Linked DNA regions of Homo sapiens: regions 2, 3, 4, 5 and 6 are each linked to region 1. Evidence: chromatin loops called from intact Hi-C (ENCODE). Cell type or tissue: IMR-90. All regions are shown on one strand. Region 1 overlaps RGS17 (regulator of G protein signaling 17). Region 2 has its middle 100 kb from the start of RGS17. Region 3 overlaps IPCEF1 (interaction protein for cytohesin exchange factors 1). Region 4 overlaps LOC105378066 (a long non-coding RNA gene). Region 5 has its middle 380 kb from the start of RGS17. Region 6 holds the start of RGS17 (regulator of G protein signaling 17).

The links. A loop is a pair of places that touch in the nucleus more often than their neighbours do. Peaks named below come from ENCODE experiments on the same cell type or tissue, not always from the same donor. Only the 100,000 strongest peaks of a DNase experiment are listed, where the experiment ranks them.
Region 2: it touches region 1 in a loop (2.6-fold over the local background); 14 of 110 quality-filtered maps call a loop at or near these places.
Region 3: a loop joins it to region 1, with 4 times the contacts of the local background. A loop is called at or near these places in 3 of 110 quality-filtered maps.
Region 4: a loop joins it to region 1, with 9 times the contacts of the local background. A loop is called at or near these places in 22 of 110 quality-filtered maps.
Region 5: it touches region 1 in a loop (24-fold over the local background); 62 of 110 quality-filtered maps call a loop at or near these places.
Region 6: a loop joins it to region 1, with 6 times the contacts of the local background. A loop is called at or near these places in 2 of 110 quality-filtered maps.

What each region holds. Positions count from the first base shown.
Region 1 is chr6:153,030,176-153,035,175 of GRCh38, reverse strand. All of the region lies in intron 2 of RGS17 (regulator of G protein signaling 17), which reads left to right. Among named protein-coding and RNA genes, the nearest start is that of MTRF1L, 30 kb to the right of the region's middle. In IMR-90, a CTCF peak has its summit at 2,707 (motif pointing left); DNase peaks (open chromatin) are centred at 2,725 and 3,525; H3K27ac peaks cover 223 bases.
Region 2 is chr6:153,229,228-153,234,227 of GRCh38, reverse strand. No RefSeq gene overlaps it. Among named protein-coding and RNA genes, the nearest start is that of RGS17, 100 kb to the right of the region's middle. In IMR-90, a CTCF peak has its summit at 3,012 (motif pointing left); no DNase peak of the experiment used is centred here.
Region 3 is chr6:154,151,713-154,156,712 of GRCh38, reverse strand. It overlaps IPCEF1 (interaction protein for cytohesin exchange factors 1), which reads left to right. Exons shown (of 12, transcript NM_001130700.2): 12 at 1-2,217. It also overlaps a transcript of OPRM1 not described here. Among named protein-coding and RNA genes, the nearest start is that of OPRM1, 110 kb to the right of the region's middle. In IMR-90, CTCF peaks have their summits at 497 and 2,143 (motif pointing left); a DNase peak (open chromatin) is centred at 2,122.
Region 4 is chr6:153,309,830-153,314,829 of GRCh38, reverse strand. The region is part of intron 5 of LOC105378066 (a long non-coding RNA gene); the gene reads left to right. Among named protein-coding and RNA genes, the nearest start is that of RGS17, 180 kb to the right of the region's middle. In IMR-90, a CTCF peak has its summit at 2,000 (motif pointing right); no DNase peak of the experiment used is centred here.
Region 5 is chr6:153,509,409-153,514,408 of GRCh38, reverse strand. No RefSeq gene overlaps it. Among named protein-coding and RNA genes, the nearest start is that of RGS17, 380 kb to the right of the region's middle. In IMR-90, a CTCF peak has its summit at 2,094; no DNase peak of the experiment used is centred here.
Region 6 is chr6:153,129,176-153,134,175 of GRCh38, reverse strand. It overlaps RGS17 (regulator of G protein signaling 17), which reads left to right and starts at 2,894. Exons shown (of 5, transcript NM_012419.5): 1 at 2,894-3,052. RefSeq lists a silencer at 2,963-3,012. In IMR-90, no CTCF peak of the experiment used is centred here; a DNase peak (open chromatin) is centred at 2,925; H3K4me3 peaks cover 2,340 bases; H3K27ac peaks cover 1,643 bases; H3K27me3 peaks cover 212 bases.

The sequences.
Region 1 (5,000 bases):
AGCAATATACTTTTTTTTTTTTGTGAGAGAGTCTTGCTCTGTCACCCAGGCTGCAGTGCAGTGGTGCGATCTTGGCCCACTGCAACCTCTGCCTGCCAGGTTCAAGCAATTCTCTTGCCTCAGCCTCCCGAGTAGCTGGGACTGCAGGCATGCACCACCACACCTGGCTAATTTTTTTTTGTATTTTTAGTGGAGACAGGGTTTCACCATGTTGGCCAGGCTAGTCTCAAACTCCTGACCTCAAGTGATCTGCCTGCCTCAGCCTCCCAAATTGTTGGGATTATAGGCATCAGCCGCCGCTCGCAGCCAAAGCAATATAGATTATTTAAAAGTACAGAGCCATTTAACTGCCAATTCCATCGTAATAGTGGAACAGTAACTTCATGTGTTTCGTTCTAGAGGTAGTCTTGCCATATTTGACAATTACACGCAAATTCTAATGGCATGTCTTCCTCGGAAAGCTGACTTTCAAGAGGCTGTATGGGATAAGGAAAGACCCATGGCACTGGAATTTTACAGACCTGAGTACATTCCAGTTTTATCACATGTAACTATGAAACCTTTGGCAAGTTACTTACTACCTCTGAGCCTCGGTTTCTTCCTCAGTAAAATGCGATTAGTCATGTACACAAATCCCTGCGTAATCCTTTATTGATAGGTATTATTTCTGTCCCTTTACAAGTCTCAGGCCCAGAGGAATTTACCAGACTGTGTAGGATCTGGCTATTGCAGGCTTGGCAAGGTTCTGTTTGCATGTTGTCAGTTAAGGTAGCGGATGCTGTTTCTTCAGTCTGTATCACTTCGCGCTTCCCAGCCCTCACATTAATCGGCACAGGTATACGTCAGAGCAGCCCTGGAGCATGCACTGCACAGCTGCAGGATTCCCAGAGTGTTGTAACTTTTATATAGCAGGGTTTTGTTTCTCTACAGATCAAGATTGTTGTCTTCCATGGTGTCTGTTCTCAAGGAAGCCCCGCACATTCATCCCATACGTATTCACACACACACACTAACTGGAAAATGCGAGGGAAAGGATGAATGGGTAGATGAATGAGCAGTCCTGCCAGCTATCAGATATATTTCTGAATATTCACTAACAGGGTTTTAACTTTTTCACTCTCCTTTTTATGATAGGGACCCAGCCTTCTAAAGTCAGAAACTGGAGCTCCAATTGAATTAATGCACTTGACACAAATGATCGCATGCCATTTTAATAACAGTCACACTATTATTGCTCCTAACTAAATAGAAGTCCATTTGGCCTTTTCACATCTAAGATATTTGCTTTCCCATTAAGGCATTCACTTAGTTATAAATTATAGGTAAAATTACAGTGGGTTGAAGGAATAGCTTAAAATAGGATTTTAATCAACGTGAGAACTGAGGTATAGAAGATTCTGATGATTGGCATGTATTTTTTATTTTTATTTTATTTTTATTTATTTATTTATTTATTTTGAGATGAAGTCTCACTCTGTAGCCCAAGCTGGAGTGCAGTGGTGCCATCTCAGCTCACTGCAACCTCCACCTCTGGGGCTCAAGCGATTTCTGTGCCTCAGCCTCCTGAGTAGCTGGGGCTACAGGCGCACGCCACTATGCCTGACTAATTTTTTGTATTTTAGTAGAGACAGGGTTTCACCATGTTACCCAGGGTGGTCTCGAACTCCTGAGCTCAGGCGATCTGCCCACCTTGGCCTCCCAAAGTGCTGGGATTACAAGCATGAGCCACCATGCTTGGCCTGGCGTGTATTATGTAAAGTATATCTTTGTATTCAGACCTGTAATTCTCTTAATTTTAAGGAAAAATAAACTCTGTTTATGCTAAATAAGAAGCTTTGGTCATCTAACTGAACATAAACGTACCGTGTAGATTTCTATTTTCACCATGTAATTACTTGGTAAATGAAGTTGGCATTCCAAATCAAATCAATATGTCCATGAAGGAAATCCAGGCCTTGGGGTTTCAAATGAAAATTGAATATAGATAAAAAGATGGAATTTTTGATACCCATCTTTTCAAACAGATGCGTATATAGAAAGAAATTGGCAACTGAGAGAGAGAATCAGAGAATGAAGAAATTTGTCTTCAGTTTCCATGGGTCAAAAGAAGAAATGAATGTTCACGTACCACCCAAACAGAAATTGAAATAGTGTGGAGAATCCATTCTCAGGATGGCTCTTTTAAAATATTGTAAATTAAAAATATTTCCTACCTATTGGTAGTTAAAACCCTTTTCTAATTTATTTGTTCTAAGAATGTATGACCTAAGTTCTGTATTATCCCAGCATGAGACGGTGGAATGCAAAACGACTTCTTATCGGAAACGATAATGACAATGTTAATAACAGTATGCCTGCCTGTTTTTAAGACTAAAGTATTCCCAAATCAAATGACTTTGGGCCGGGATCTATTCAGAATATTTTGTAAATACCAAAAAGGAAAAATGGTTGCAGTTATGCAAACCTCCCAAGATTAAGTTTATCCTCTTCGAGTTTGATTATTACACTCACCGAAAAACTGAATGACTCCTTTTAGATTCCTTAGAAAGATATAATTATCAAAACTCCTTAAGAGAATGAATAGACTTTTTTTTTTTTTTTCAAATAAGGGTATTTACCCGCAGAAACTTTTTTTCAGTTTTTCCTTTATTCTGACTTGGTTAAAATATTGTATTTATAAAGGTAACACAGCCATCTAGTGGACAGATATTTGATAGCTGATTATTTTACTTGAGTTTAAGTTCATGAAACAAAAGCTTAAGCCAAATGAAATACTTGTTTCATGACACACGGCACATGATTACAAAATGTGGAGTGAGCCTTTAGAGGGGCAACATGGGGTATTTTTAGGCAGGTGTTTTATAACATTTCCAGACACAAATTTCTAACCACTGTTCCCATCCCCACACACCCCACTCAAAACCATACTCTATTATAAAAATGTAGAAATGAAAGAGGTGAAGTTCAAATCATAGGTTTAACATTGAGTTTCTATGTGTCTGAAATGTTGTATATTATGTGGTTACCAGCCCATCTTCTGGTGTCTTTTTGGTTTGGGGTTTTAGTTTTTTTGGGGGGTGGGTAGTCTTTTGTAAGTGAAACATCAGTTCTATTCTCCTTTCCTTGTTGCCCTGTCCTGAAGTTATCTTTGCTAATGGAAGAAAGTCATACTTCCCAGGATGGCCCTCCTCAGCCATAGCAACACCGTCTGCAGTCATTAACGGTGTTACTTTTGTCCTTCCTCTTTCACACTTTGCTGTCAAAACCTTCTATAACAACTCCTTTTTGTTCATCTCAAATTCCAGGGAATTGAGAAGTTACTCTTCATCAAATTCTACTGCAAACTCAGACCTCTGGGCAACAGCTCCTATGGAGTGATAGCTGTGGGATGATACTTAGAGAGGGCATTTATACTCAATGTACTGGATTGTACTAGGAGGTTTATTTTTCCAAACCTTAAGAAAAATCACTTGTGTAAACACTTGCAATACCACAATTAACTCTTCTATGTAAAGAGAAATGGCATTGCAGAGTGAAAATGAGCCTGAGACAGGAAGTCAGAAGATGGGAATTCCAATCCTAGTTCTAATAATTTTGAGTTGTGGGTATTGTGTAAGTCAACCCCAATAACTGTTTCCTTGTAAATAAAACAAGAATGACTAATAACAACTCTGCTGCTTACCTTCAAGGACTATTGTGAGGAGGAAGTGACAAGGTAATGGATGAGGAAGTGTTGTGTAATAATGACAAAGGAGAAGTCTCTATTTACTCAGGTGGAAATAAAAAGCTCTTTGGTAAACTTGGAATTGGAATTTTAATATGCAACCAACTTGCCCTTCCATTCAACTAAGCATCTGTAATAATGGGCCTTTTTGTCACAAGCTTTTATTTTTTGTTTTACATCCTTGTGAAGTAGTTCATTGCCATTATCCCCATTATGAATGGTGAAAACAAAGCATGGAAAGCTTAAACCATCCTAAAGGAGGTATATTCTACATTTGGAGTCCACCTCATCATTTTCTTGGATAACACATACTTTGCTGCCTGTTTTATTCTCCTGCTCCAGCCCTGCAACATCTGATATGTCCATTCTGTTCTACATTTGTATTGTGCCCCTGCATGATTTTATCCCCACTCTGAATGAGATCCCCTTTTTCCAGGTCTCCATCTGGCAAACAACTGCCCATTTTCAACCCAATTTAATCTTTACGTCTTCTGTGAAGCCTTTCTCAATTCTCTTATGCAAAAGCACAGGTACCATCAAGGGTGTCTAAGAAACCCCATATGCACAGTTCTGTCCGAGTTCTTATCACAATGCCATGTGATGTTTATTTACCCGTCTGAGCTCCTCAGTAGCAGAGCCTTTGTCTTATTCACCTTTTATGTCCAACCAGGGAATGTTGCATGAACCAGTGTTTCATACACATTACTAAAGTATTGCTAACTCCTCTAGTATTTACTGTGATATCTTGAATGCTGAAAATGAAGTATTTAAAGAATAATCTACCAATTCATTTTCAGAGCCTGAAGGATGTTGATTTCATTTTTGCACCAGGAACTTTGAGGTAGAAGCTGTTAAATAAAAAGAAAAGATTGATATCACAATGTGAGACTATTTCAATATTGAATAGACTGCTTTTACCAGTGACAGTAGTTCTCTCTTGGAGCCTTGATGTCACACTGTATTAAATTTAGGCATCTTATTGATTCTTCAGTTTAATTTTTCTGTAAATATATGTGCTTTCCTGACCAGCCTCTATCCCAGAGTTACCATGGCTACTGGTAAGTTTTATCTTCTTTGCAACCATTTTAACAGTTTTTCTTAAGAACCAATTGTTTTCCTTACAATAGAAGAGTGTCTTCCAAAATAGACCCTGCGCATATCCATGATGACAGATCAGTAGATAAACTGTATAATTGGCAGCAGGTAATGTTTTTTCTCACTCCACTGTCCACACTCCCCTGTAAACAAACAATCCACCCCCATAGAGAGGGGGCAC
Region 2 (5,000 bases), 200 kb before region 1:
CTCAGGTGATCCACCCACCTCAGCCTCCCAAAGTGCTGGGATTACAGGCGTGAGCCACTGCGCCCAGCCAGGAGCTCCAGTTTCTTTGCATTTCATCACAAATGTTTGTTGTTTTTCAAATTTGTACTGTGTGTTACATTATCCATTTTTTCTCAAGAATCCTTTTCTATTTAGTTAACATCCATTCTGACAGTCCAGTTGGGATTCTCGAATCACTTATTCAAACCAAGAAAAGAATCCTAAAATGCAGATATTCATGTCTTCTAAAATCGGGTTTATTAGCCTTTTACCTAAGTGGTAACTGCCATTTCAATTTCTTTCTTCACAACACCACATGTGCAAGTTTTACTTTCTGTTACCATGATTTTCTCAGAACTCACTATCTTCTAGAAGTTTTACCAACCAAACAACTCTCAGACACTTGTAACTGACCCCTTTGTCTTAGTACCAAAATCTAAAGATGTAGGTATACAGTTTGTGTTCATGTATAAAGGTTCTGATAAAGGTATAAAATATCAAGATATTCTACATCATAAAACCATTATATTGAAGAGTAATATAGACAAATAAAATATGATAAATGCATATTTGGGTACACTTTAGTTGGTCCTGAAGTTTTCTCTTGGCTTAGGAGAGTAAAATATATTCTCCATAATGTGTAGCCTCATAAAACTATTAAGCCATCTTGATTCAAACAAAAATTGCAATTGTGCTAATTTAATTTGATTATTGAAGCATATTACTTTCACATTTCTCTTTATATTTACAAGAATACCTACAAGTTGATAAGTTTGAAGCCATCTTGAAGATCTTGATCTTTTCAAAGTCTTGTCATAAGAAATTGTGCCCCCCGCCAAAAAAAAACAAGTCAACTAACAAAAAACAAATTAAGAATGCTTTTTTTCCTTCCTATCAGTGATGGTATAACGTTTTATCGAATATTATTTCCTGAAAATAGGTAAATTGTTAAGTGGTTATACAACATTTTCATTTTCAGAAAAAACTGAGGAATAAATTTGAAAATCTCTCTTCACTATCAAATCGCAAAATCACAATTGTGTTGTTTTAATCTTTTTTTTTTTTTTCCGAGACAGAGTCTTTCTCTGTCACCCAGTCTGGAGTGCAGTTACACAATCTTGGCCTCACTGCAACCTCGGTCTCCCGGTTTCAAGCAATTCTCCTGCCTCAGCCTCTCGAGTAGCTGGAATTACAGGCGCCCACCACCACATCTGGCTGATTTTTGTGTTTTGAGTAGAGATGAGGTTTCACCATGTTGGCCAGGCTGGTCTCGAACTCCTGACCTCAGGTGATCCACCCACCTCGGCCTCCCAAAGTGCCGGGATTACAGGTGTGAGCCACCGCACCACGACTGTTTTAATCTTAACAAAAGTTAACTGCTGTGCTGTCATCACATATGTTCTCTACAAAATTTGCAGAAGCATGCATTGTACTGTATTGCATTGCATTGCATTGTATTGTATTGTATTGTATTGTATTGTATTGTATTGTATTGTATTGTATTGTCTAACAGTAATTTTTCCTATTAATTGTTTTCCTCATTTTTTTCTGTTATAAATTGTGGGAACAGGAGAGATTGTGAAATTTTAAGTGTTTTTTGTATAAATGATGATAGATGTGAATAAATTCATACACAATAAGTTTAGAAGTCATAGGTACCTATTACTTCACATCATTCCTTAGGTGTAGGTTTCTTTTGAGGTTCTCAGCTATTATATTTCTTAAAGAAGAAATAAATTCTTGTTTAAGAATAAATAACCTATTTTTAGTTTTAAAGTCATCAATTTATGGTTTTTTCATTTTCTCTTATTTTGTCTAATGAATAGAAAATATAATTGTAGTATATTTTGAAATTTGGTTTTTATTTTCTTCATTAAAAACCTTTTTTTCTGAGAATGTCCAATATAATATGGCCATTAAGAAGCAAATTCATTCCTAGGTGTTCACAACTAACAGTTAAACAAATCGGTATTCATAACGACAACTCCATTGCTGCTATCAAGTGATTTTCATTGTTATGAAACCATATGATCTCAGAATTTTAGAAAACCTCAGAGAACAGAGACCCCAGCTCTCCTGAGAGCCCCAGCATAGCCCATCAACATCAACAATTGGTAGTCACCAAGCTCTGTCAATGACAGGGCCTCATTGAATGGCAGAAGCAAAAAATCTATGATACTGCTGACTACTTCATAGATGTTTTAACATAATTTGAAACTGAAGTGCTCTGTTGTGTGTATACTGCCTTACTAGCAAATATATCTTAAAAAAAGAAAAATTTTATGGAATTATGCCCAGCTTTGCAACTGCTTTCCATCACATTTTCTATCTATAACACAGCCACTGCTGTGTTAGATCTCTCATTCTATATTCTAACTCAAGAAGCAGCAAGTATATCTGCTTTTCTTAAAAACTTTTGCATTGACTATAACATGCAATCTCAAAATTTACCATTTACTATTTCATCGTTTTGAAAGGCAATAGCATCAGGGAAAAAGAAGAAAACTAGTTCTTATATTTTTCTGGGTTTTCAAAAATCAAGTTTGCTTCTTCACTACACTCCCACCATGCACCCTTCTAGTTCTTTCTAAATTATCCCTGAGCCTTTGCCTGAGGGTCTTTACTTCCTGTAACTTCCCTAATTTTCCTTACTAGTGATTAATTTAGACGGATATAGCCAGTTATTTCTTTGCTCACACTCAGGCACCTAACCACTGATTTTTGCCAACAAGAACAAGAGACAAAGGGTAATGAAATGCATTCTTGAGCTCACCTGTGAAGAGTTCCCTCTCCTGTACAGAAGGAAAACAGAGTATATCCTGTATTTAAACATGAGCTAAAATAAACTGTAGTTACAGTTTGCCCTTCTCTGCCCATCCCTCAGTTTAGCAATATGTACAGAACACGCGTTGTGCGTAGAACGAAGTGTGAACATCACCTCGACTGGCAGGCAGGCAACTAACTGCAGTGTTTTAGCGCCGTCTGGTGTTGGCGCCTAGAAACGCAGCTGGCATAATTTATACCACATTTAGCATGTGACAGGTACTGATCTTTCTGCGATTTTCAAGGAATTCTCTGTTGTAATCACCAAACGCAACTGAATGTGAAAACATATATATTAATTGTTGAAAGAAAGCAAAGTCTCACAATAGCCTTTTACCCTCTGCATCATTTTATTTCTATTCAATGTCCCTATTATTTATCTGAGGAAAAGATTTTGAACAAAAACAGTATACAGCATACTCTTTCCAAAAATATACTAATTAAGGAAATATAGAGAGTACCCTCAATTTGTTTAAAATTTCTTTTACATTTCAGGGTGTTTAGGGGAATGTTAACCTTAAACAACAAAGAGATTAAAGTGATCAGATTTGCTTCATTCATTTTTTTAAAAAAATATTTTTCTATGGTGCAACTCTTATTTCACAGATAAGAAAATTACACTCAGAAAATTAGCTTTAAAATAAAAGTAGTTTGGTTTGTCTTTCACATGATTTTAAGTGTCTGCTGAGCATTTATATACCATGAAAAGGGATAAGAAGAAATAGCCAAAACTAAGTTAATGCTAGAAGAACGAAGCAGTCTGAACTTACATAAGAGCAAAGTAAACATCTCACAGAGCAGTGAGGGTCCATTTAGCAAATGAGTTTTTCCAGTGAACTAAGGAGTAGTCTTATAAACCTCTAAAAGTGAATCATTTGTCCACCCTTCTCATGTATCTTTGGACCATATCCATGTCAAAATTAAAGTTGTACACATGGAGGAAGATACAAATTACAAGCAAACCACTTTCTCCTGAAACATGTTAAAACATTTTATGCCCTCCATGATGTAAAAACTACCCAAGCCAACATGCTACAGAAGGAAAATAATTAAAGGCATTGTCAAGAATCTAATTGTTAATGAATTTGAGAAATATGATCAATTTTAATATCCCTAGTCATTATATCCTATTTCACAAGCTCGACAACTTTCATTACCATGTAAGATAGGCATAATAATGATAAAATACTGACTACTGTGCTAGAGAAGATCATTCTTAACTTTCTGTAATGAGCAGTTTGAATTTAAATTGAATTTTTTTTTAAATTCCAAGGTTAGAAAACTAACACTGCTTAAATTGAAAGGTAAAATGTCACATTTGTTTAGCTTTTAATCAAGTAAAGCGCAAAGAAATTATAACCAATTCTTTCTTTATTTAAAACAATGTAAGGCATGGTTACTTTTAAGACGTAACCATTTTCTTAAAGTAATGACACCTTATATTAAGTTCCAACTCCAGATGGTACTTGGATATGGGAATCCTTATACATAATCATGGCAGAAGGGGGCAAGGCCCTTGGAGCCATGTGCAAGATACTGTCCTATGTTCTGAGTGCCCTCTCGCCCTTGCAACACAATGGCATTTTCCTTTCTGCTTGCTGGTGCCTGCTGACACCCACTTCTGAAGTCAAGAGTTGGTGAATCTAGTGGTCTGTTCTTTTCAGTAAGCTCAGAGCATAGTGTCCCCTTCCTGACTCAGCCCACCATGATCTTGGCCATATTCTCAGTGTGGCTTCTGTCTAGGCCCTGAACCTTTGTTTCTGTCCTAAGGTCACACTGCCCCTTTCTGTAGAAGCCCAATAATAGGTCTGAAATTTCCAAACTCATCTTCTTTCCCTACCCCCCTGGGAATTTCTAAATGCCTTCTGGGCCACATGGGAGCTTAGACAGAACATGCATGGAGGAGCTCAACTTCTGCTCTTTTTCTGTCTGAATGCACTATCACCACTTCTCAATTACTATGGCTGCACTATTGCACACTGCGAAGTGATCTCCCCCCGCAAATCCCTAAATGTGAAACTAAGTATAGCCCTTTAATATCAGCTGTATGGATTTCCTTCACTCTTCTGTTTTTCCCATGAAAGATGTCTACATTCTCTTCCTGAGGGATAACAACTTCCCGTACATCAGAACCTTCTCCTACCTCAGAATCATTCACA
Region 3 (5,000 bases), 1.1 Mb before region 1:
TCAGAATAGGATCAAAGGCCTAGAAAGACTCCTAAAGTATAGGATTACAAAGACTCCAGGAAGCGTAAGAAAGAGATTGTGTTTGGAGTCAGATTTCAATGTGAAACCCATGCCTTACATTTACACAGCACTTTGTAGTTTGCAAATTGGTGTGTTTTCAGCCCCCTCCCGCTGCCCCATGCTCTGAGATGATTGTGGATTATTACAGTGAAGTGCCTGGCCCGGAGCCCCCAGTGATGAAGCAGGAACTTGAGTCTCAGGACTCCCAGCGGCTCTCTGCCCATTTCCTCCTCTCCGCCCCCCACCTCGCTTCACCTGTTACCTTGTGAAGTTGCTGTTGGCACATAGCCCACTAGGAAACCAAGAAGTTTGACTGGGAGCGTGTGTTTCATTGCACTGGGCTTAGCATACGGCTGGCCCTGGTGGCTGTTTGGCTAAATTCTCCATTTGAAACCTAAAGGGCCCTCTCTGTGCTTGAGCACAGTCTCCTCCTAGTGGTCCTGCCTCAACCTGCTGGCGGGCTGTCTATGGATTGGGGTTTCACCTAATCATGCTGTGTTTCCTTTCTTTTCTTTCTGTACATTAGACTACTTGGGAGGTGCTGTGTGATCCTTGGATGAAAAACATATATTTAAAGAAATGGAGAGTGTTTATTTTGTTTGCTTTTTGAGGCATGTGCTGTCAAATGTTAGAGACCAAACTTAGTGATTAGAGGTTGGTCCTTTGACCTTCTTCTCTTAATTGCTTTTCATGTAATCATGATAATTTACTCAGGTAGCACTCCAGTCACAAACAATGTCACAGAGATGAAACAGATTCAAAGAAAAAATATTTTTAAGTCTTTTGAAAAGAAGTGCTATTCAAATTTAAGACATGTTTAAATTCATAGGTACATTATCTCTTAGTAAGAAATACTTTTTTTTTTCTTTTTTTAGACAGAGTCTTGCTCTGTTGCCCAGGCTGGAGTGCAGTGGCACGATTTTAGCTCACTGCAACCTCTGCCTCCCTGGTTGAAGTGATTCTCCTGCCTCAGCCTCCCGAGTAGCTGGGACTACGCCCGGCTAATTTTTATATTTTTAGTAGAGACCGGGGTTTACCATGTTGCCCAGGCTGGTTTCAAACTCCTGACCTCAGGTGATCTGCCTGCCTCTGCCTCCCAGAGTGCTGGGATTACAGGTGTGAGCCACCACACCTGGCCGAAAGACAGTATTTTGATATAGCCACATACATGATTTAATGAGTAATGTTAAGTACAGAAAAGCTGCCATATCCACATAGTTTTAGGGGGCATTTCTTCTTCAGTCTAACAAGAATATGATATCCAATTGTGGTTTTCCAATTTATTTCTCTTCCAATTTCTTTTGTATACCTCACAGGAGAAATTGAATCCTAGAACTGGGAGATGACTGCCCTGCCCAGGGTTTTGTAATACATAATTGAAAATAAAAGTCCCTGAAACTAAATGTTTGCAGCCTGTATGAAATGGACTGTGGAAGGGGGATAATTTCTCTCCTCACAGAAAGCCACTCGTCTCCTTGAATGAGGCATTGAGCAGACACACGTTTCTCTGTGTCGTGGGGCAGGAAGCAATTCCCTTGCCTCTTCAGCACATCTCAGTTCTTTCCCACATGACCCCAGAACCACATAGAAAACATTGAAAATAATGGATTCTTCATTGTATTTGAATTTTTTTTTTTTAACCTTTAGCCCAAAAGGGAAGTGTGCCTCGTGGAAAGAGCAAATGCCGTAAAATAGAAACCAGGAGTTTTAATCGCCATATATTTTAATGTGCTTGCATGATGGGAATGTGACTTTTAGCACTGCATGGTGTTTGGGGGCAAGATATTAATGTGGAAATCTTAGCTTAAGTTTTACTGTGCTCTCATCCTGTGTCAGCTACCCCTCTAAACTGAAAAAGAGGCATGGCTCATTTCTCTCCTGCTTTATGTTTTTGAGGTTGACTTGTAAGATAAAAATAAAAATAAGAAAAAAATATATCTAGGCAAATGACATGAAAAAAAAGTTGAAATATACTACTGGTGTTCATTTTTGTCCTGCAGTGTTGCTTTCTCAAAGAAATAAACATGTGGCTGGAAGTGTTTAATGGCTGCGTTTTGATCGTCTACAACAAGGTTACAGTGCCCTCTGGTGGCAGTCATCAAAATCGCTTCTAGACTTGTTTTTATTTTTAAATAAAAGATCTAATTATATTGGAAATCTGTTTCAACAATAATCGATGTGGTCTTTTCCAGTGGTTCTCAAGTTACAGGTTTATTAATACAATAATATTTAGATTTTTCAAAAATTGCCATTGGACCACTAAATTTGACTTGCACATTGTATTACTTATTATTTCTAGGCACCCACATTTTGTTTAAAGAATTTTTAAAATTTGCATATTATAAAAGTTACAAAATGTGGTACACAAGCTGCTTAAAACATATGAGATATTTATTTGAAAATGAACAAAGAAAATAATGAAATAGCCTAATAAATTGCCTTTCTTTGGATCCACTGATCAGAGGGAATCAGCCTGCATTTGAACTGATTCATGCTCCTTGACTGCTGTCTACACACACAGTTTTCATTTTGTTCCTGACTCTCTCCCAAGTCTCACCTCACAAGCCAAGCTCCACCTTCTGTCTTCTTTGTCCTGCCACCACCAAATATTTCTAGGCTCCTACATGGAAGCAGGAAAAATTATTTTAGACCAAAGGTATTAGTAAAAGGTATAGGCACCATGCGTTTCCTGATTTCGGGAACAATCTCATATTATTTCCTATTCCTGATATAACAAATTACCACAAATAGAGCAGCTTCAACAAATTTGTGAACTCACAGTTCGAGGAAGGTTGCACTCCTTGTGGAGGCTCTGGGGGAGAATCCATTTCTTTGCCCACTCCCTGGGCTACAGGTGCCCCACTTCGCTTGTCTCTGAGCTTCTTCCTCCAGCTTCGGTGTCAGCAACTTGCACCTGGTGCCTTCCTTCTCTCCTCGCCTCCTCCTGGGGCTTTTTTTTTTTTTTTTTGAGATAGAGTTTCACTCTGTCGCGCAGGCTGGAGTGCAGTGGCGTGATCTTGGCTCACTGCAACCTCCGCCTCCCGGGTTCAAGTGATTGTCCTGCCTCAGCCTCCTGAGTAGCTGGGATTACAGGCACCCGTCATCACTCCTGGCTAATTTTTCGTATTTTCAGTAGAGACGGGACTTCGCCGTGTTGGGCAGGCTGGTCTTGAACTCCTGACCTCAGGAGATCTGCCCGCCTCGGCCTCCCAAAGTGCCGGGATTACAGGCGTAAGCCACCGGTCCTGGCCGGGGCTCTTTTAAGCAACCTTGTGATTACAACAGGCTCACCTGGATAATCCAGGTGAATCTATTTGAAGGTCAGTTGATTTGCAGCCTAAATTCCCCTTTGTTACGTCTACACAGGTTCCAGTGATTAGGACTGAACACTATCCTGCTTACTGCAAATCTCCCTTTCAAATATCCTGCTGAGTCCCCGTGGACCAGCAACACCTCCCAGAAATCCCAGGAATTCCACGTTTTAGCTAGAAGCATGAAAGTCCTTTTTCACACCCCGTAACTTGAATTTGACTTCAAGGTATGTTCACCATAGGAAAGATAATTCATCTTTATGAGGGGAAAAGCAAGAAATTTCTGGCTTTTAAGAAATCAAGTGCTGGGAGCTGTGGCTCATGTTTGCAATTCTAGCACTTTGGGAGGCTGAGGCGGGAGGATTGCTTGAAGCCAAGAGTTTGAGACCAGACTGGTCAACATAATGAGACCCTGTCTCTTTAAAAAAAAAAAAAAAAATAGCTAGGTGTGGTGGAACATGCCTGTAGTCCCAGGTCCCAGCTACGTGAGAGGCTGAGGCAGGAGTATCCTTTGAGCCCAGGAGTTCGGGGCTACAGTGAGCTATAATCAGGTTACTGCATTGCAGTCTGGGTGACAGAACAAGACCTGGTCTCAAAAATAAAATAAATAGAAACAAAAATAAAAATTATGTGTGCACAGGTGCAATGGGGACAATATTTTAATTATCAGATCAGGTATTCACAATACCTGCATTTAAAGACAAAGCATTAAAAAATCACTTTTGAGAATCAAGTATCATCAAGCAAAGGATAATTTAGGCCTTAACATCTTAGGTTTATGATCTGCTTGGTGCCATGTCAGACTGATGGATTTGACCTAGTCTGCAGCCTCTTCCCCCATGACAGTGTGAGGGGGCTTTTCTGAGTGGATGTTGCTGTTGAAATGCATGGATAAATACAGAATTTCATTGGTCCTGACCTGTGTAACCACAACCTGAACACTATTTCTCTTTCTTTCTTTCTTTCTTTCTTTCTTTCTTTCTTTCTTTCTTTCCTTTCTTTCTTTCTTTCTTTCTTTCTTTCTTTCTTTCTTTCTTTCTTTCTTCTCTCTTCCTTTTCTTTCCTTTTCTTTTTCTTTCTTTCTTTTCTTTCTTCTTTTTCTTTTCTCTTTCTTTTTCGTTCTTTCTTCCTTCTTTCTTTCTCTCTCTCTCTCTCTTTCTTTTTTTTTTTTGTTTTCAAAGTCTCACTGTTGGCTGGAGTGCAGTGGCGCGATCTTGGCTCACTGCAACCTCTGCCTCCCAGGGTCAAGCAATTCTTGTTCTTCAGCTTCGTGAATAGCTGGGATTACAGGCCTGCGCCACCATACCCGGCTAACTTTTCTGTATTTTTAGTAGAGACAGGGTTTCACCATGTTGCCCAGGCTGGTCTTAAACTTCTGGCCTCAAGCGATCCACCCACCTCAGCCTCCCAAAGTGCTGGGACTTACAGGCTTGAGCCACCGCGCCCGGCCCTCTATTTGTTGTTTCTCTTCAAACAAACGAACGAACCTGGATTTATAGCTAATTCCTTGATGCCAGTCTGCTTGTTTTTCCAGTCACGTATTCTAGGAAGGCATAAACACAACATCAACCCAGAAGTCTCTTCTGAGCATACCTCGGCAGTTCTAGCCAGAGTAGGAGGTGTAGGGAA
Region 4 (5,000 bases), 280 kb before region 1:
CGAAACTGGCATCATAAAGTATTCATAGAGGCTCTAATTTGTTAATAAAATGAGTAGCATACTGTACCACATTGATTCTTGAAAGAGTGTTACAAGAGATATAAATAGCTGTAATAGTGGAAGAAAAGCTAACGATTACAAAGATTACTTATGTCCAGATTGATCTAGAGAAAGCAACCATCATAAATCCCTGATAATTGTAAAAATAAATGATAGATGAATATATGCAAATATTGAATGAAAAATGGAAAGTCGTTTTATGTTCCTTTTGTGTCTCAAACATGTCCTGGAGGTTTAGAGCCAGCCTATTTCATGAAAGATATCTTTAGTAAAACAGAGATATGCAGAAGGAAAACCAGGAGAGGATTCTTATCCAGGATGAGGAAGGATTTTTCTATTATCTTAAAACATCAAATGATTTTTTTTGGTTGACACGGTGTTATATCCCTACACCGTGAGTTCTTGGGCTCTTTTATTTGTGTGATGGCAGCACCTAGCATTGTGGGCAGATGCCCAACATGTGATAGGAATTAAATAACACTTGTCCAATAAACAAATTCATATCACTAGTTTTAAAATTAGATTTGTTTGCCTATGAAAGGTATATAATAAGAATATATGTTTTACAAATTATTGGCTGGGAAAAACATTACTTTAATGTATTTTTTCTCCTTCCATATTGCTTTTCTACTAGAGAAATATTTATTACCTCATGAGACACATCTTTTCAAATAGCATCTGAATTTATTTCCACAAACCCATTTACAAGTAAGATCTAGTAAGATAGAAACATATCTGATTGCATATTTCCAAATTTCCAAGTATATTCATCTCATTAACATGGTTCTTGAACAACACAATACAAAAACATCTGTTTGTCATTTAATGTCACTATAGCATGGTTTTGGCACCAGCAAGAAGTAATTTTTCCAGGCATTAATGGAGAACTAAATTTATAATATTCTGGCTTTTGTGAGAGAGCACAGCTTTTCAGAACTATAATAATTTTTATTTAAAAACTAAAAATAATGCTATTATAAGCTGTCAGAAATTCAAGGTATGCAATTTAGTTGGCTTTTTGTTCGTTTTATTTTGTTTTGTAATTAACCAGCCATGTCTGTGTTTGAGATAGTCTTTTAAAACAACACTGAAATAGGAGAAAGAGCACTGGCTAGGAGTCAGGAAATGTGAACGTTTCCTTAGGTAACTGTCATCAGTAAAATGAAAACTGAAATTGAATTAGAACACCTCTCGTATCCATTTATAAAGAAGTTAAGTTTTTAATATACATACTTATTTGAGAACACATGGACACAGGGAGGGGAACAATACACACTGGGGTCTGTCAGTGGTGGGGAGGGGAGGGAGCACATCAGGACAAATAGTTAATGCATGTGGGGCTTAAAACTTAGATGATGGGTTGATGGGTGCAGCAAACCACCATGGCACACGTATACCAATGTAACAAACCTGCATGTTCTGCACCTGTATCACAGAACTTAAAGTAAAATAAAAATTATAAATAAATAAATACTAAGAAATATAAATATAATTTAGATAATACATAATATAGCACCTAACAGAAAACAGCCGGCTGAGTGTAGAAAATAAGGAACAAAATATACATGTGGAAGAAGGATAACTGATTTAAGAGTTCTAGATCCAGCACCATCCCATGCTTATAATATCACCTTTGAGAAGTCATATGTGACATCTGGACCCCACTCTTCTCATCTATAAAATGATTGAATAGTTTGGTCCAGCTGATCTCAAAAGTCCCTTTTAGCTCTCAAAATTATACATTCATTATGATTCATATCAGGACACTGTGTCTCTTCTCTCAGATTGAACCTCTTTTCTGACTTGAGGAAGGTTAAATCTTTGAGTAGTTTTGTAATTAGACATGATTTCAGAAACAGAATTGTCAGTCCAATTACACAACTCTTGAAGCACGTTCTCTGGTTGGATCACATTTTGAGCCAGGACTGGCACTCCAGCAGATGGCACTGTGCCATCACCATGGGACCAGCCGGCCCTTAAGTACAAGCACTCATCGCTTACTCAGAAGTCTTAATCATTTGCAGTAATCAGCAGTGCCATGCTCTTTTTCTTTATTATTATAAGCTGAATTTAATACTTGCTAATTTGAATAATTATGTGCTGTTTAATTCTCCACTCTGCTGTCAGGTGGATAAAAGTTGAAAGAGGAGTTTGCTAGTTCTAAACCTTCAGTAAATAACAGGGCAGAGGTAATAAAGTTGTCTTTTCCCCAGAGGAAAGACAATTGAATTCTACCTTCCCTGAAGGCTGCTGGACCAGATATTGAGACCACGCACTCTGTGAAGGCAAGAACCATGCTGGATTCATGTTTGCGTCTCTATGCCCTAGCTTATTCAGAGGTGCTTAATAAAGCTGTGGAATGGGTTAAAACAGAATATAGGATTACTAACATAGGTTGCAGATAGATGTGGAGATGACAATGTGTAGCAATTTTCTTCCAGTACTTCAAATTTTAAAGGAAAGTAGGAGGTACAGTGATCAGCTGAGAGGAGAGATAGAGGAAGAGACGTTAGAAGTTCAGAAGGCAGAGAAAAAAATGTGAAATATCTTTTGGGAGAGTGGGAGAATGCATGAAGTATACTACAGTAATACAGTATGATTCCTGAGCATATGGTATGATGACTGGTCAGTTTTAAAAACAGGTTGAAGTTTTTGGTTCTGATTTAAAACGAGAATAATAAAGCTGTGAATTTAACTCCAGCTACATTCATAGGGGCAGGCATGGTATAGGCAGAAAGTCTGACATAGTCATTTTTGAGATTTTACCCGACAAGAACCAGGGAGAAGAATGGGATTGAGAGAGTCAAGGGTGACTGCAGTGATTGACCATGGAATTTCAGATGAATAAAGAAAAAAAAATAGAATGTTAGGGAATAAAAATGAGGGAGGACCTAAGAATTGGAGGTCCTGGTAGGGTTGAAAGACTGTTAAAGTGTCAGATGAAGTCAGGTGAAATGTTAGTGGAGGCAGTCAGCAAGAAATGTATAAAACTGAAATTATGGAGGGGTTGCAGTTATTGACAATGAAAAATCCTAGAATACGACCACCAGAGTTATGACTGAGGGAGGGCGAAGGGTAACATTACTGAAGCAGAGGAGTCTTAGAAAGAAAAAGGCCAATGTGTTAGAAATATTATCCATGTGTATCTTAAAATCAACAGGAAGAAAATCAGAAGTAATGTCAGAAAGAGTGACAGGGAATAAAAATGTGGATCATCAAGGAATCAGTGAGAATGAGACAAGGACCCTCTTAGATGATAATCATGTTGAGGATACAATCTAATGAGATGATATTCAAAGACAGAGGATTTTAGGGAGGAGGGAAGGAGAATGGTTTGAAAACAGCAAGGAGGAATAATAAGGACATTTCCTCAACACATGCCCTTGGGTAGAATATAAAAGTTACCACTTAAGAGGGCTGCAAAGAAGGTGGAGTAGTCAGAACACTCAGAATTCTGTTAGAGCAAGAAGGTGAAATAATTACAGAGGAAGAGCATATTGTAATCAGAGAAGAGCATACATAACATTTGATAATGATGAGCCATAATATCTAGATGAAATCGTGAAAAAGCTTTCAGAATTTTTGAAAGAATGGAGAAAAGGAGTAGAACAGAGGATAGTTGACCTTTGTGAAAATTAGTGTAAAAGATGAGAGATGATTAACATTAAAAGGAAGAAAAGGTGTAATAATATTTATAAGTCACTGTGGATTCAAGGAAGATGATAGTGGTGAAGCTTTGGATGTTGGGGTAAAGGAAAGAACAGGTGTCTGGATTCCTTTGTTGACACTCGTTCATGGAAATAATGAGATCTACAGAAGCTGTTTAGTCCCACTCTATGATACCTTGTTGACCCCTGCTGATGAGAGTATAAGATCCCCACTTTTACTTGTGGGTTGCTGGAAGGGTGAGCTGAAACATCAGTGCACAGTTTCTGTATTGAAGGCTAATGATGGAGTTTAAACTCCTCAGGAGGTCATTTGTTACTCTCGGCATGGTAGGGGCCTACTCTTCAATGGTGGTGGGTATAGAAGGCTCTGATGAAGGTTCTGATAGGTATAGAAGGTTCTGAATTTTTCTGAGAAAAATTCTGTTTTCTTTTCCTGGAACTTCTATTGTTTGGATGTTGGACTCTCCTGCAATGATCCTCTAATTGTCTTGTCTTTTTTTCTGCAGTTTTTATATATTTGCCTGTTCTTTCTAAAAAATTTCACCAACTTGATTTTTTTCTACATTCATAGGAATAAGGGGGAGGGGCGACACTTATGAGATCTTTCTTTGTCTGTTTTCCAGGAAAAAGCATCTAGTGGTTGTTTTGTGGGTGCCTAGATTTTTTCTTCTCTTGGAAGATATTATCACTTCTTTGATGCTTTCTTTTCCATGAATTACCTTTTTTTCCTTAAGAGTTACTTTCTTTATTCATTAGGCACTACAAAGCCAGTTAAAAATCTCTGTGTACTGGAGCAAGAGGTGGTCAACTAGTGGGCTTAACCAAAGGAAACTGGGCAAGAACCAAATGTTACACTTGGCTTCTTCCAAAAAGCAATGTCTGTAGGTATTTTCTTTGAGCCACTAAACTTTTACAAAGAATTTTCAACATTCTTAGAAAGTGAAACAGTGGAAGGGGGTATAAAGTACATAAACTTCTATCTAATTTCTGTTTCTAATAAGATACCTTAGTTCCTACCCTTCCTTCTGTCATTATTCCCTCTAGTTCTAGTTATGCATTGAATAAATGTCACAGGGGTAGTTTTATTAAGCACAGATGAAGAAGAATTTCTTCTAAAGGGTCTAAGGGCTTCTTATGGAGACACACAATTAACCTCCCAGTGTTCACCCCAGCTCTTGCCTCCACATCCTGAGGCTTATAGAGCTTCTAATTCCTTAGCCTTTAATGGGTTCTGCTCTGTAAATTAGCTCGTTTCTAAATGGTATTTTCTTC
Region 5 (5,000 bases), 480 kb before region 1:
CAATGGAGTACTATTCAGCCATAAAAAGAATGAGATCCTGTCATTTTCTACGACATGGATGGAACTGGAGATTATTACATTAAGTGAAATAAGCCAGGCACAGAAAGACAAACATCACATGTTCTCACTTATTTGTGGGATCTAAAAATCAAACGAATTGAACCCATGGACATAGAAAGTAAAAGGGTAGTTACCAGAAGTTGGGAAGTGTAGTGGGGGGCTGGAGAGCAGGTGGGGATGGATAATGGGTGCAAAAAAAATTTTTTTAAATGAATAAGACCTACCATTTGATAGCATAATAGGGTGACTACAGTCAATAATAACTTAATTGTACATTTTAAAATAAAAGAATGTAATTGGATTGTAACTCAAAGGATAAAAGCTTGAGGGAATGGAAACTCCATTTTCCATGATGTGCTTATGTTGCATTTCATGCCTGTATAAACATTTCAGGTACCCCATAAATCTATACACCTACTGTGTACCCACAAAAATTTAAGAAAATAAAAAGAAATTAGATGAAAAAAACAACATTTAAAAGAAACAAGCTAGAGACATCTAAAAATTAAGAGAAAGAGGAACTTGCAAGAATACATGGAATTTGAAAAAATGGGTCATGAAGGTTGTATAAAGAGATAAATTGCATAAATTTAAAAGGGTGAAAGTAATGAGTTTGCAAACATTAAGTAATAAAAAGGGAAAAGACAATTTGTAATGGTCAATATTAAGTGTCAACTTGATTGAATTGAAGGATGCAAAGTATTGTTTCTGGGTGTGTCTGTGAGGGTGTTGCAGAGGAGATTAACATTTGAGTCAGTGGAATGGGAGAGGAAGACCGACCCTCAATGTGGATGGGCACCATCCAATCAGCTACCAGCACAGTTAGAAAAAGCAGGCAGAAGAAGGTGGAAGAAGTTGACTTGCTGAGTCTTCTGGCTTTCATCTTTCTCCCCTGCTGGATGCTTCCTGCCCTTGAACATTAGACTCCAGGTTCTTCGACCTTTGGACTCCTGGACTTACATGAGTGATTTGTCGGGGGCTCTCAGGCCTTCAGCCACATACTAAAGACTGCACTGTCAGCTTCCCTACTTTTGAGGCTTTAGGACTTGGACTGAGCCACTACTGGTTTTCTTGCTCCTCAGCTTGCAGATGATCTATCATGGGATTTCACCTTGTGTAGTCAATGCTCCTTAATAAACTCACTTTCATATATACATATATCTTATTAGTTCTGTCCTTCTGGAGAACCCAGATACACAATTTGAAAGATTACCTTACATGTTTAGTTTTACTATTGGGGATGAAAATTTCCACTTTCGTGCTATTTACAAAAGAGAATATTATGAATAAAAATAAAAAGAAATATACCATGCATATTAAAATTAGTTTTTATAAACTGACTCCACTTTTAAGAAAAATAAGATTTAAACAAAAACAAAAACATGTGTTCTAAATACTGCTTCAAGTGGGCAAACTTCTTCCCCAAATATTAAAATGAAAGAATAAAGAAGGCCACTTTAGAACAAAGCTGTAAAAGTATTAAGAAGAAGACATACACATGGCTAGATTTCAGATTTTGATGGAACTTCTGCAGAATGAAGTGGGGATCATAAGAAAGAGAGTAGGCCAGGCGCAGTGGCTCACTCCTGTAATCCCAATACTTTGGGAGGCCGAGGCGGGCGGATCACCTGAGGTCAGGAGTTCCGGACCAGCCTGACCAACGTGGTGAAACCCCGGCTTTACTAAAAATACAAAAATTAGCCGGGCGTGGTGGCAGACGCCTGTAATCCCAGCTACTCGGGAGGCTGAGGCAGGAGAATCACTTGAACCCGGGAAGCAGAGGTTGCAGTGAGTCGACATTGTGCCATTACACAGAGCGAAACTCCGTCTCAAAAAAAAAAAAGGGTGACAGTAGAGAAAACCATAGCCCAGGAATTGCGTGAGAGAAGGCAGCCAGGGCAGCAGTGCAGTTGGAGGATTTTGCCAGAATCTAAATAGGTGAGCAAAGGACTGTCTCAAGGAGAACATCACCTACTTCATTCTCCTCTCCCACTTTGTGCAAAAAGATAAAATTGTAGTACCACAATCAACCAGAGGAGGGCCAGACCTCCTGCTTGGGATTAGGTGCCCAAGAGTGAAACTCTTCTTCCTTTATAATTTTATAAGAGAAGAGGAAGTCTGACTGCTTCCTGTTTCATGCCCTAATTTAAGCCAGCGATCTATACTCTGTCCAGTGCACAAATCTCAGAGAGAAGAAAAAGACCTGTCAATATGACCAACAAGAGAAAATCTTTCTGCATAGCTATCTATAATAATCAGACTAGTCTTTTATGCATAACCATGACTGATTGACCAAGGATCACTACATATTTGATCAATTCAGATACAAAATGACCCAGATGTGGTTTATAGGCTATTTTTCATTATCTCTTTAAGGTATACATTACATACAGTAAAAATCTTTGCTTTCTTAAAGCAAAGTTCTGTGAATTGTGCAAGATACACACAGTTATGTAACCACCAGCTCAGGATGTGGAAGGACTATATTATTCCCCAAAATTCCCCTGTGTAATTTTGTAGTTAACCTTTCCCTCTGCCCTCAAATCCTGGCAACCACTAATCTTCTTTGTCTTCATATAGTTTTGCACTTGCCAAAATGGCATATAAATAGGATCATAGGGTATGCAGTCCTTTGAGTCTGGCTATTTCATTTAGCCTAATACATGTTGACATTCAACTACATTGTGTGTATCAATTACTCATTCTTTTTTTTTTTTTTTTTTTTTTTGAGATGCAGTCTCACTCTGTCACCCAGGCTGAAGTACAATCACCCCATTTCCGGTCACTGCAACCCCTGCCTCCCAGGTTCAAGCCATTCTCCTGCCTCACCTTTCTGAGTAGCTGGGATTACAGGTGTGCAACACCATGCATGGCTAATTTTTGTATTTTTAGTAGAGACGGTATTTCACCATGTTGGCCAGGCTGGCCTCGAACTCCTGACCTCAGCTGATCCACCCTCCTCGGCCTCCTAAACTGCTGGGATTACAGACGTGAGCCATCGTGCCTGACCTATTCATTCTTTTTTTGTTTCTGTTATTATTCTATTTTATAAGTACCACAGTTCACTTACTCATTCTCTGGTCAAGGGATATTTGGGTTATTTTTAAATTTCTAACAATTATGAAAAAAAAGCCACCACAAACATTTACACCTAGGTTTTTGAGGAAATGACATTTTTTGTTTTGGGGGTTTTTTGTTGTTGTTGGTTTGGTTTGTTTCTCTTGAAAAAACACCTAGGAGTAGAACAGTTGGATCATACTGTGGGTATACAACTGTCTAAGTAGCTGACAAACGTGTTTCCAAAGTAATTGTACCATTTTCTCACCTCACCAGTTATGTATGAGAGTTGCAGGTGCTCCATCTTCAATATTTAACACCAGGTATTAATAGCCTTGTTAATTAAATCATTCTAGTGGATGTGCAGCCGTACCTTATTGTGATTTGCATTTGCATTTCCCTAAAGACTAATGATGCTGAGCATATTTTTATGTGTTTAATTACCTACCATCTGCGTTTCTTACTTGGTGAAGAGTTTTTACAAATCTTTTGTTTATTTTTCTAGGTTGTCTCTCTTATTGCTGGGTTATAGCATGGCTTTATGCATTCTAGGTAAAAATAATTTTTAGATATATGTTTTCCAAATACTTCTCATTGGCTTGGCTTCCTCTTTCATTTTCTTAACAGTGTTCTTGGAGAAACAAAAGTGTGTAACTTTAATGAAATCCAATTCTTTTTTTTTTTAATGTACTTATTTTTTTAAATGGTCCTTTTGCATTTGTGCTTTTTTTTTTTTGTCATTTTAAAGATGTCTTACCAAGCCGTAGGTAAAAAATATTTTTTCCGGATGTTTTCTTCTAGAAGTTTGATAGTTGTAGCTCTTACATTTAGGTCATGATACATCTCAAATAATTTTTATATGTGGCATGAAATAAGGATTGAAGTTTTTGTTTTTTTGCATAAGGGTACCCAATAGTTTCAGCAATAGTTGTTGAGAAGATTGTATTATTTCCCCTTTGACTTATGACTTTACCATAATGCTTGTGTCAAGCATTAATTGACTATATATTTATGGGTCTATTTCAGGATTCTCCTTTCTGTTCATTGGTTAATTGTGTGTCTTGACACCAATTCCACAATCTTGATTACTGAAGATTTACAATAAGCCCTAAAATTAGATGCTGTGAGTTCTTTCATTTAGTTCTTTTTCAAAGGTGTTTTAGCTATTGTAAAACCTTTACATTGCCATATACATCTTTGAAAGAGTGTGTAAATGTCTACAAAAAATGCACTGAGATTTTGGTTAGAATTACATTAAATTAATAGGTCATTTTGAAAAGATTGACATTTTCACAATCTTGAGCCTTCTGATTTGCAAACACAGTATATCTGGCAATTTATTTATCTCAAAAATGTTATGTAGTTTTAAGTGTGTTGGTCTTATACATATTTTTCCAAACATTTTCCTGGGCATGTCATAGTTTTGATACTGTTTTGAGTGGTATTTATAAATTCTCATTTCTGACTATTGTTAGTGTGACTGAACTTGTTTCATTTACTTCATTTATTTCTTCTATTGTTTAGCATATTTGGTTTGTTACATTTAATTTGGGCTTCTGATAAGCAGTATGTACCCTGGGACCTTAGTTTTCTAAATCCAATCTCTCTGTGTCTTTAAACTGTAATGTTTAGAGCATTTGCCTTTAATAAGTTTATTAACTTGGTAGAACTTGCCATTCGTTTTCTACTTGTTTCATCTAATATTTTTCCTCTTTTTAAATTTATATTTGCTTTATTTTACTGAGTAATTTTTTAGAAATGCATTGTATGTTCTTTATTGCCTATTAGCTAACACATTTTAGTGTGTGTTTTAAATGGATAATTTAGGTTTGATAGCATCTATATCCAACTTATCACAGTCTTTGTCAAGTGATTTTTGTACT
Region 6 (5,000 bases), 99 kb before region 1:
ACAAACCTTGAGCTAGATACAGAGCGCCGATTGGTGTATTACAATCCCTGAGCTAGACATAAAGGTTCTCCACGTCCCCAGCAGACTCAGGAGCCCAGCTGGCTTCACCCAGTGGATCCCGTACTGGGGCTGCAGGTGGAGCTGCCTGCCAGTCCCGCGCCCTGCGCCTACACTCCTCAACCCCTGGGTGGTCGATGGGACTGGGTGCCGTGGAGCAGGGGGTGGCGCTCGTCGGGGAGGCTCCGGCCGCAGGGGAGCCCATGGAGGGGGTGGGAGGCTCAGGCATGGCAGGCTGCAGATCCCGAGCCCTGCCCCGCGGGAAGGCAGCTAAGGCCCGGTGAGAAATCGAGCGCAGCGCCGGTGGGCTGGCACTGCTGGGTGACCCAGTACACCCTCCGCAGCCGCTGGCCCGGGTGCTAAACCCCTCATTGCCCGGGGTCGGCAGGGCCTGCCGGCTGCTCCGAGTGCGGGGCCCGCCAAGCCCACGCCCACCCGGAACTCCAGCTGGCCCGCAAGCGCCGCGCGCAGCCCCGGTTCCCGCTCGCGCCTCCCCCTCCACACCTCCTTGCAAGCTGAGGGAGCCGGCTCTGGCCTTGGCCAGCCCAGAAAGGGGCTCCCACAGTGCAGCGGTGGGCTGAAGGGCTCCTCAAGTGCCGCCAAAGCGGGAGTCCAGGCAGAGGAGGCGCCCAGAGCGAGCGAGGGCTGTGAGGACTGCCGGCACGCTGTCACCTCTCATTAGGAGGGTGTTGTTCGGGGTTGTGGAGGATAGAAATGAGCAGACAGAATAGGGGCTTTTGTGGTTGCCCAGGTGAGAGATGACAATAGCTTGGACTAAGGTTATGGCAGTAGAGAGGGAGCAAAGTAGATACCTTGGAAATATATTTTGGAGGTGAAGAAAACATGACTAATTAATTGAGTGCGGGGATGAAAGAAAGCAACAAAACGAGGATGACTTCTAAATTTTTGGAATGAACAACAGAGTAGAACAATTTGAGGAGGAACAGGTTTGGAGGGGGTGGATATCCGGAGTTCCGCTTCTGAGATGCCTGTTAACCATGATAATAATAGTATCTACCTTGTAGGGTTGTTGTGAACAACGAATACGAAATATGAGGAGAATTTAGATCTGTACCTAGCATGTAGTAATTGTTCAATAAATACCAGCTACGACAATTATTCCTCAAGTGGAGATGTAAAGGTAGTGAAGGACATAAGAGTTCTGTGTGAGGCCAGGACAGGACTGAAGACATAAATCTGAAAGTTATATAGGATTCAACGCTGCTCAAATCATTTTTGGTGAAGAACTTTTATCTTTATCCACCGCGAATCAATACTGCAGTGGACTAGCCGTGTTTGTCTCTCCAAAATTCGTATGTTCGCATTCTAACCCTCAAGATGATGATATAAAGAGGTGGAACCCTTGGAAGGTGGTTAGGTCATGAGGGTGGAGCCCTCATGAATGGGACTAGTGTCCTTATAAAAGAGACCCCAGAGAGCTCCCTTGCTCACTTCCACCACGTGAAGACACAGCAAGGAGTCAGCAGTTCATGAGCTCGGAATTGGGCCCTCACCAAATAAGGTATCTGCCTACATCTTGATCTTGGACTTCCCAGTCTCCAGAACTGTAAGAAATCAGTTTCTGTTGTTTATAAGCCATCCAGTCTATGGTATTTTGTTATAGCAGCCTGGAAGACAAAGACAAATACTTCTGTGAAATCCAACAAAAATGAAGACACTTTGAAGAGCACTAGTACTCAAAGCCATGGGAGGCCCTGGAGGAGGCCCTGAGACATATTTAACCCAAGTACCCGTGAGTCTATGAGGATGGAGGCACAGGAGAGTTCAGTAGGCTGAAATAACACAACGCTTGCTTACATGAACACACAAGGAAGGGGAACTCACACAGATTTACAAGTAATCTGTTTTAATTAGGTGTAAGAAAAAAAAGCCCATTCACTCCTGCAGGAACTCCCTCCTCTTCCCACAGATGTGGTATCTGAAGAGCAAGACACTGCTTCTCCACTTCCTCCGCACAAACACTTTAGTCTAATCATTGGAGATGCAATCTAGCGCTCGGGTTGCATTAAGTATCCCAAGCTCCTTCCCTACCAAGCTGGGCTCCACTTGGGCACAGAACGATTATCAGACCTGGTAACTACCAAGCTGTCCCCTAAGGATGCTCTAGGCCCCAAGCATCAGCACCTCCGTTAATAATTCTCCACTCTTGCCTTGTCATCGGCTTTTCTCACTCAAAACTCTGCTCCAGCGAGTGGTCCGGGCGCCTGAGGCAGCTGGCATGGGCTAGGCCAGAGAGCACCTGCACTGATTCTTAGGAGAAAAGGTCCTCTTTCTGGGCGAGGAAGTCAATAAAGTAAAGGACGCTTCATAAAGTCCTTCGGGAAGCAAAACTTGCTTAACTTCACACTTCCTTGAACCCCCACGCAGGGAATGCTTCCTCCGGGACCCGGAGCAGGCAGGCTGCTGTGCCTGGCAGGCCGGCTCCTGGGTGCAAGGCTCCCGCGCAGCCCAGGACAGCAGCGCGCGGGCTACGGGCGAGTGGAGTTGCAGGGGCCCGGGCGGAGAGCCGCTGTCACCCAGGGAAGCTCTCGGGACTCCGGGCCTCCCGCGAAGCTCCGGACGGGCGTCACCGAAGCCGAGAGTCCCGGCCGAGCCCCTCCGCACGGTGGGCGCCGCGCCCAGGCGAGCGCGCGAGGTCGGGCGGGGCCGGGGGCCGCCCGGGGAGGGGGCGGGGCCGGGACTCTCGCGGCCGCGCGCAGGGGCTGGGAAGCTGCCCCTCCGGCCGCGCCGGGCGAGGGGCTGCGCCGGCCCGCGAGGCGCATGCGCGCTGCCGAGCGGCTCTCGCTCCCTCCCCGCCCACCGCTCCCTCCTCCCCCTCCCCCTCCTCTGCATCCTCGCCGCTCTCCCTCTCTCCTCGCCCGCTGGGTGCTGAAGTTGGGCGGATGGCAGCAAACCGGCTCCGCTAGAGGACCGAGCCGCCCAGCCCCGCTCCCCCGGACCCATCGGCGCGCTGCCCACACCTCCAGGCGACCGGGTAAGACGCTGCCTCCAAAACAAGCGGTGCTAAGTAAATGACATCAAAATGTCTGCTTTGCACCAATGGATGGATTTTTTTCAAGGTAGGGGGGAGGTGAAGGAAGGAGGGGGCGGAGAGCGCGACCGCCCATGCCCCGGCGGGGGCGGCTGCGCGGCGCTGGGGTCTCAGCTGTGGCCGCGGCGCCCTGAGCGGGAGCGGGGGCCGCGCCGCGGGTCCGGGAAGTTGAATCCCGCGTCGCTGCCTGGACGCGGTCCGCTCGCCGCCCTCAGCTGCTGCAGGGAACCGGGCGAGTGTCCTGCCCGCCGGGGAACGCTCGGCCAGGTCCCAGAGTTCCCGCGGAGAGCGGGGCGCCTGCTGGGGGCGGCCGGGAGGGCCGGGCCAGGGGCGCGGGAGACCCCGCGGGGACGCGAGGTGTTGCGGGTTTTGTGCGGTTGGTTGGGAACGAGGAGAATGTGCCATCAACAGTGTCCAATCGACTGATCACCTTGGGTGCTGTGTTTCCTCCCTTATCTCTCTTTACCTTTGGGAAAATGCACTGCTCAGGTGGGGAAGGTGTTCGAAGAAGAGGTTGCGAAAATGAATCCTTTGACCAGCAGTAAAATACCGGAGGGGTGTGTGTGTGTGTGTGTGTGTGTGTATGTGTATGTATGTATAGGGGGTGGGGGGTCTCTTTTGTTCCTTCCCCTCCCCTTAGTCAAAGGAAAGGGAGTCCTGGCGTGTGCGGCGCGGGGTGGATTCCACAGCCACCGAGGGGGCGAGGACGAGGAACGCCCACCAACCGCGAGTCGCTGCCCGGGTGGGCGCATCGGAGCCTCCTTTGCTGTAGGTGATGGTGGTCTTTCCGTGATCGATGGAATCATAGTTTAATCTCTGCCTCCCCGCCAGCCTCCCTGCTGTCCCTCATCGAGTGCTGCGGCAGAGGCTGGGTGCAGACACGGCCGCTTTCTCCTCTTCTCTCTGCCTCCCTGTCTCCCTGAATAAATGCCGGAGGACTAGGGGATGGCGGAGGGACAGAGCTGGACTCGGAAGCCGCGGGTGGGAGCTGCTCCTCGCGAGCCCGAGGCTGCTGGCACCTTGTCGCGGGCAGCCCGCGCCAGCCTCGGGAGTCCCTGGGCTCCGGGAGAGCGAGCCGGGGTCGCCTGGCCACAAAGATGCCCGCGCGCCCGCCCTGCGTACGGGACCCGCCCTGCGCCCTGAGCCCTGCGCCTCGCCCGGAGCCCGGGACGTCGGTTCACGTGGGAGAACCCCTGTCGCCCGGGGACGATTGACCCTGGCTCCTGGCATAACTCTCCTGACCTCCCCTGACCTTTCCATAAATGCTTCTTTCAAAAGATTCACTATAAGATTTGTCTGGAGAACTTCACACTCTTCAGAGTTATTTCTTTCTTTTCTTAAATTGTTTTACGGCGAGATTCTCTCCAGCGTGGGATGGCTTTCACAAATAATAAAGAGAAATCTTAGTTTGGTTCCCATCTAGAATAAGCAGTTCTGAGGCTGGGTGCCATCTGCATTTCCGGCGTTCATACATACTGGTTTTCCGGGTGATGAACCCTTCTGAAAATCATTTAATTGAAGACGTGAGAATTGATTTTTATTAGTGTAGTGGAAAATAATGCTTTCCTCCTCGATTCACAACTGCCAGACGCTGCGTGTACGAAATAATTTGCAAACCGTGAAACATTTAAAGTACATTGTACTTGTTTCCGAAGTCTTCTGTAGTGAGAGTATTATCCAAGAAATATGCATTATAGCACTCCTATCTAATGGAAGGGTGATTTAATACAAATGAATGAGAAGTTTGACCTCCTCCAGTTGTTACTGTTGTTAAGCCATTTCTTCTGTTAACATGAACTAAAACAGTAATTAGCACACTCATGGGAGACTGGATTTATTCACTAGTTTTTATAGTCTTTTGAAACCCGCACTTAGAGCCACCATAGGAGAG